Regions from separate parts of the Homo sapiens genome. Here region 1 is linked to region 2. A link is a contact called in ENCODE Hi-C or POLR2A ChIA-PET data. All regions are on one chromosome and are shown on one strand. The core of a region is the stretch at or near the end of the contact, and the rest is flanking DNA. Distances in the headings are between cores, read along the strand shown.

Region 1 (3,430 bases), core at 312-2,811, 210 kb before region 2:
ATACTCACTCCAACAAAATCTCCAGATCTTTACATCCTGAGTCTGCGAGGGCTGGACACATGCCCTTGCTAATTATCAACCTTCTGAAACAGCTCAAGACATGGGATTAAAAACTGCTGTGGAATTTGAACTCACGGACATTCATCTGAGTCAGCTACTCTGAACTCGCATCTACTATAAGGACCTGAGCATTTCCTTCTCCCGTTTCCTCAGGACCTGCTCGGGGGTGTTCAGGGGAAGGTTGTCACAAACATACTTGCAATAAAAATAATCAAACAAATGGAGAGCATGTCTATTTCCGGAATTAGATTCTTTTGATAGTGAAGGAATCAAATGGGATAAGGGGCAGGGAGAAGTCAGGTAAGTCCAATATTACTATGTCCACATGCTTAAATTTCACTCCTCGGGGGCTTATTGTCCCTAACAATGGCCCTTTTAGCTATGGAATACGGGGAATGACTAACCTTTTTCTAGCCTGTCAGTGAGAACTACCACTATATATTGGTAAGTATTTCCGTACAAAATTCACTTGGAAAGGATATTGTTTCAAGCCTGGACAAAGCTCATATTGTCATGTTCCAGTTCCAGTTATTTTAGGCAAGGAAGGGGAATTTCCACTGCTCCCTACAATCAGTTTTGAGCACTTAGCTCTGAGTAATAACTTCCTTGTAATCTGTCAGAGCCCAAGTTATTTAACAGAGGAAAGAAAAAATCCCCTGATACTATGCATGAAATTCTTAGCCAAGCAAGCCACTTTAAGAATACATCAATTAGCTCAGGCAGGAGTAAAGACGTGACCTCATCCAATGGAGAGAATGCAAGCAACTTGATTCTAAAAGGAAGAAATGAAATGAGTCAATGCAAATTCCCAGATAGGATACAAAACTAAGAGTCATTTAATGTCAGTGTTGATGATAATAGTAGCTCCCATTCATAGCATACTTATCATAGGCCAAGCACTAGCCCATCCAAACCCCTTATTGCCCTGGTCCTATTAAAACTATTTAAGTTTTATTTTCAAGAGTCAACTAATGTATGCTAAATAAATAATAGTACAGGTGGCAACAGATATGGCAAAAATCCAAAGTAATATGCAAATGACAACTGGGAAACATTAACTGAACAATACCATTTCTATAAATACATAACAAATACACCATCATAACAAAGAAAGTAAATAAAATTACCGTGTATTGAAATTGGAGTTTAATTAAGTGCCAGCCATTTTATAAGCATTAACTCTAAGCCTCACAAAAGCCCTAAGAATTGGGAAGTATTGCTATTCCCATTTTACAGACATGGAAAATAAGGCTTATATTGCTAAGTCATTGGTTCAAGGTCACATGGCTAAAGTGGCAGAGCTGGGATTCAATCCCACTCTCGCCAGATGCCAGAACCCAGGCAGATGTTACTGTGGCATTATTGGCACTTGTGTCAAGCCCGGTGAGGGATTTCAGCAACCCTCAGTCTGGATGGTACCACACACTCCTCCAGGCAAAGGAAACGCCCACAGGCCACTGAAAAAAGAAGCCACTTCCTGTCCCTGCAAAGAGAGAACATCACCATCCTTGAGTCAGGTTCCTCACCATCTCTGGGCTCAGCCTCTCAGCTAAACAATTTATCTTTGGAGTGACAGGTGATGACTTAGTCACCCTGGCTCTGCCCTTCTCCCGTTTCCTATAAACCAGCTGTGTTTCACGGGTGATTTAGAGCATAACCACAGAACACATAGGCTTTTATGGAACAAGCAATAATTGGGCACTGCAGAGAAGCTGTCATGCCCCCCTCACCCATCCCCCCACCCCATTGGCAGAGCTAACAGCTCCCAGCTGCTCTCATTCAGCAGCACAGAAGCCAATTCACCTGGGAGATTATCTCCTCACTCTTAATGAGGCCAGCCTACAGCCAGTAACTGACTGTTCCAGGCCATGAAAGGCCAGCGCCTTTGCTTCAACATGAGCTAATGCTGGGGTGCAGTATCTGCTCCCGATACACGCAATGTATATCCCCAAGGCATCAGGCTGAAGCTAGACTCCAGTTCACAAAAACCTCTGCTTCGCTCCTTCTCCCACCGTGTCCTGCTTCCTTGGTTCCCACTCCCATGGGAGCCTTCCCTCACTAAACCACTGCCCCCAACCCCCATCCCCAGTGCTGCTTTCAAACCCAAAACACCACCCACCATGTGCCACCATGATGGGTACTGGAGACGTGTGTTAACTAAGTGGGATTTTTGAACTTCAGGAGCTCATACTAGTGAAGGAAACAGTTACATAAACCCAATAGAATAGGGTAAGAACTATAATAAAATGTGCATTCTTTTTACTCTTTCTCTTATTTTAGTACCTCTGTGCACCCAGGCCTATGATAAGCATTATTCAGACATTGTTCCATTTGATTCTGAGAACAAACCCATGAGGGAGGCACTGCAATTAACCCTTTTCATGGACAAAAAAAAACCCCAAGTGTTCACAAAGGTTAATTAACTAGCCGTTAAGTGTAGAGATGGTACTTGAACCCATTCTCTTTAAATTTCCTCGCTCTTTTACAGGGCGTCTTTCCCGCTTCTTGAGATCAGCCGTCAGCAAACCATGCTCCCTAGGCACTGCCTGTTTCTGCAAATAAAGTTTTATTAAAACACAGCCACACACATTATTTACCCATGTCTATGACTGCATTTAGTCTACGAAGGCAGAGGTGAGCGGTTGACACAGAGCCTGGAGGGTCTGCAAAGCTGAAAATATCTACGTCTCCCTTTTTATGGCTACAGGAGTAGCCAGCCCTCCTCTATTTGATGAGCTTCTGTTCTTCTTCAGCCTCAGAAAAAGAGAAACCAGGAATTTTCTTCCGTCCAAATCGAGGTTCTCCATCAACTGCTGCCTATAGTGGAGCCTGTGCTCCCTTTGCCCTGAGTCTGGGAGAACCTTACTCATTCACTAAGCTCCGGTGCAGCACTTGCTGGAGGACAAATTCACATTATCTGATTGGCCTGTGTTCCTCTTGCTGTTTCACCTACCGACACGTTAAAAGGAATTCTATCATTTCCTCAACGGATTATTCCTGTCGAGAACCACAACAAGGAAGCTTCCTCTTGAGATTTCAGCCTGGAATCCTCATTGTTCAAAGATATGCCATTACCTTTTAAATCATCCCCCGAGAAGTTCCTCTTCTAGCCTTTTATTTATGGAATTTCAATGCTTGGAAATGGTGATCACCTCCTCCCAGGGTTTTCTGCCACATGGCTTTCATACTTGAGCTCTTTTCATCTTTTCCCGTAAGTTAATCACTTCTTAATTGTGTTCTGTTGCCCAGTCTTTGAACTGTTGTCCAATCTGTTTGCATGCTGGGGTGATTACAATACAATGAGTATCATGAGCCTGACTGAGTCCATCCAGGACCAAATGGCCAGCTGAGAATAGCCAACAGGCTATTC
Region 2 (3,908 bases), core at 814-3,313:
GTTTCTCATGAGTAATACATGGATAATAATATCATCTCCTTGCATGTTTCTCTGGATTAAATGAGACAATCTAGGCTGGGTATGGTGGCCCATGCCTTTAATCCTAGCACTCTGGGAGGCCAAGGTGGGAGAATCACTGAGCCCAGGAGTTCAAGACCAGCCTGGGCAACGTAGTGAGATCCCGTCTCTATTTTTTAAAGTAGAAAAAAAATTCAGAGAATCTAGAGGTTCTTAGCATAGAACCTCAATAAATGTTTAAAATAAAGCAATAATTGTTTAAACTGGTTTTCATCAGCTCAATATTTACAGCGCCTGTTGCAGAGCCTAGCACTTTTAAATACTGGGTGTTTAAAAAGAAACTTGGGTATTTATTTTCATGTTTAGGCTGAAATACATGAATACATATCATGCAATCAGGCTCAATTATAATATTTAGTTTTTTCTTTTTTTCCCATCCCCACACCCCTATATTTAGATTTTTTAAATACAGTGTATTAATAAATTACTCATGAAAGGAAACCAGCTTGTCCCAAAATTATATAGGAAATAATGCATATCCTACAAAATAATAAACCAGTTCATTTCTTTTGGAAGGAAAGAAGGAAGGGAGGAAGGAAAGAAGGGCGGGAGGGAAGAAGAGAAGTCCACAGGGTTTTCCCACAGAAAGAAAAAGAAATCTCACAAATCGGCATAATGAGAAAGATCAAAAACTCCATAGGCAATAGTATGAAATGACAAGTATAATTTCAGTTCTAATATTACCATAATATGGTTTTCAAAGAACTTCATTCCTTTTTAATCAAATAATTATGGGAATAATATACCAGTTGGCACAGAAAACTGTAAAAGTATTTTATTAGAGAAGACTAATTAGAAAATCTAGCATTTCTTTTAGCATCTAAAGGCCCCACAGTTTGGGAGGTTTTATTTAGTGCGAAGAGAAAAAACTTTCAGTTCTCTTTTGAGTTAGCAATCCATATTATTTTTATTTTATTTATTTATTTTTTTTGAGATAGAGTTTCGCTCCTCGCCCAGGCTGCAGTGCAATGGCACGATCTCAGCTCACTGCAACCTCCGCCTTCTGGGTTTAAGTGATTCTCCTTTCTCAGCCTCCTGAGTAGCTGGGATTACAGGCGTGCACCACTACGCCTGGCTAATTTTTTTGTGTTTTTAGTAGAGATGGAGTTTCACCATGTTGGAGGCTGGTCTCAAACTCCTGACCTCAGGTGATCCACCCGCCTCAGCCTCCCAAAGTGCTGGGATTACAGGCGTGAGCCACCACACCCAGCCATATTATTATTATTATTATTATTATATATTTTTTGAGACAGAGTTTTGCTCTTGTTGCCCAGGTTGGAGTACAGTGGCACAATCTCGGCTCACTGCAACCTCCACCTCCTGGATTCAAGCGATTCTCCTGCCTCAGCCTCCCGAGTAGCTGGGATTACAGGCGCCCGCCACCATGCCCAGCTAATTTTTTGTATTTTTTTAATATAGACGAGGTTTCACCAACCAGGCTGGTCTCAAACTCCTGACCTCAGGCTATCCACCCACCTTGGCCTCCCAAAGTGCTAGGAATACAGGCGTGAGCCACGGTGCCCAGGCTGGGCCATATTATTTTTATTTATTTATTTATATTTTTTGAGACGGAGTCTAGCTTTGTTGCCAGGCTGGAGTGCAGTAACACAATCTCAGCTCACTGCAACCTCTGCCTCCTGGGTTCATGCGATTCTCCTGCCTCAGCCTCCCGAGTAGCTTGGGATTACAGGCACGCACCACCACACCCAGCCAATTTTTGTATTTTTTTTTTTTCAGTAGAGACAGGGTTTCACTATGTTACCCAGATGATCTCGATCTCCTGACCTCGTGATCCACCCACCTCAGCCTCCCAAAGTGCTGGGATTACAGGCATGAGCCACTGAGCCCGGCCTGTTTTTAAACAATCACAATTCAGCAGCCCATGGTTACTCAGATTGTGAACTGCCTTAGGGCTGAGTAGCTGGTAAAGGTGAAATCCACGTTTCTGAATTCTGACCTGGTAAACCAGCTTCCTCAGACCTTGTAATGAATAAGATGGGTGCCCCCAGCTGCAGGTGAAGTGACAGTTTCTTCCACCCACAGGCCACTTGCTCCCCGCTGTGAGGAACCACAGGCCACACTCTCCTCCCTACCCCCACCAGACACATATCAAGCCATCTTTGGTAGCTGTAAGAACTTTCTGCAGACCCAGTCTGGCTCAGTTCTGGGGACTCTAATCACGTTCAGTATTATTCAGAGTTGGATTCTGACATGATCAGTAGACGAATCAAGATCAAAATACTTTCTAAATTAGTACTAAAATACTCAATATAATAACCCAGTGTTTTCAGAAAGAAATCTGCACAGCTGGGGCTCAACTTTTTCTTGTTTTGTTGTTGTTGTTGCTTGTTTTGTTTTGTTTTTTGGCTCTTGTTTGTTTAAAATAGATGGAGAATGTATGCAAATAGGCAAAATTGTAAACTTCTTGGTCATAAGTAAGGCCCTCTAATTACTAAGCAACACTAGACATTTCAAGAATTGACTGCATTTACAGAATGCTTTCCTCATCTGTAAAATGTGGGTAAAATTAGAACCTGCCACACCGGGTCATTGTGAAGGTTAAATGAATTAATACCTGCTCAATAAATATTATTTTTTCAAGTGTTCAGTCCTCCCAGGGGGTGGTCTCTCTTAGGTGTCACAATGTCTAATAAGGGCCAGCTACATAATTTGTAAGGTCCAGTGCAAAATGAAAACACATGGCTTCTTGTTCAAAAAGTTATTAAAAATTTCAAAGTGGCAGGGTGCAGTAGTGCATGCGCGCAGTCCCAGCACTTTGGGAGGCTGAGGAGGGAAGACTGCTTGAGCCCAGACATTCGAGACGGGCTGCTTCCGAGCACAGAGCCCTAAGCAACTGCTGCCCAAGACATACACCCATGAAGCTGGCCCTGTGTCTAGCAATTCCGTAACTTAGGGTTGAGAATACTGAGGACCATACATTTACTCACTTAGCGTAGACATTAAACGAACAACACTTCACTAAGTCTCCTGAACAAGTCACCCAATCCTGTGAACCTATGGGTGATAAAATATGGGGATTATGCTGTAAAACCAAGTGCCCTTATCTTGGAAGTCTAGGGAATCCATAAATAAACTTGGAGAATATTAATGAAACCCCTGTAATTGTGCACCTAATCTGTTTGTGTGTCTTTTCCTGGGGAAATGCTCCATGAAGAATCCGTGAATCCAAACACAGGGAGTTGGAAGTGCTCTACCAGCCTTTACATTCCTAAAATCGACCGAGGGAGGGGACTCACGCCTGTAATTCCAGCACTTGGGGAGGCTGAGGCGGGATGATCACTTGAGCTCAGGAGTTTGAGACCAGCCTGGATACCATAGTGAGACCCCCGTCTCTACCAAAAATACAAAAAATTAGCCAGGTGTGGTGGCACGTGCCTGTAGTCCCAGCTACTCAGGAGGCTGAGGTGGGAGATGTCTTGAGCCTGGGAAGCGGGGGTTGCAATGAGCCGAGATTGTGCCTGCACTCTAGCCTGGGTGATCCAGCAAGGCCCTGCCTCCAAAAAAAAAAAAATCGTATATATTTATTTATTTATTTATTTTTGAGTCAGGGTCTCTCTCTGTCACCCAGGTTGGAGTGCAGTGGTGTGATCTTGGCTCACTGCAACCTCCACCTCTTCTGCCTCAGCCTCCCAAGTAGCTGGGATTACAGGCGCCCACCACCACACCCCGCTAATTTTTGTATTTTTAGTAGACACAGGGCTTCACCATGTTGGCCAGGCTGGTCTTGAACTCCTGACCTCAGGTGATCCACCCACCTTGGCCTCTCAAAGTGCTGGGATTACAGGCGTGAGCCACCATGCCCGGCCCAA

What was found. A loop is a pair of places that touch in the nucleus more often than their neighbours do. ChIA-PET counts read pairs that join two places held with the same protein, here RNA polymerase II (POLR2A). Pooled maps may share reads with other maps.
Region 1: a pooled map shows a loop between it and region 2 (4-fold over the local background). The contact joins two enhancer-like sites. A Hi-C loop is called at or near these places in 8 of 50 pooled maps. POLR2A ChIA-PET finds 5 or more read pairs at or near these places in 5 of 52 experiments (CD8-positive, alpha-beta memory T cell, GM12878, H1 and 2 more).

Annotation. Positions count from the first base shown.
Region 1 is chr20:53,897,967-53,901,396 of GRCh38, reverse strand. No RefSeq gene overlaps it. Among named protein-coding and RNA genes, the nearest start is that of BCAS1-AS1, 16 kb to the left of the region's middle. Within about 2 kb of position 1,561, at least 19 of the 41 ENCODE cell types and tissues checked have a DNase peak (open chromatin) inside an H3K27ac peak, as active enhancers do; they include GM12878, where a contact is called at or near this core.
Region 2 is chr20:53,684,351-53,688,258 of GRCh38, reverse strand. No RefSeq gene overlaps it. Among named protein-coding and RNA genes, the nearest start is that of ZNF217, 92 kb to the right of the region's middle. Within about 2 kb of position 2,063, at least 2 of the 41 ENCODE cell types and tissues checked have a DNase peak (open chromatin) inside an H3K27ac peak, as active enhancers do; they include GM12878, where a contact is called at or near this core.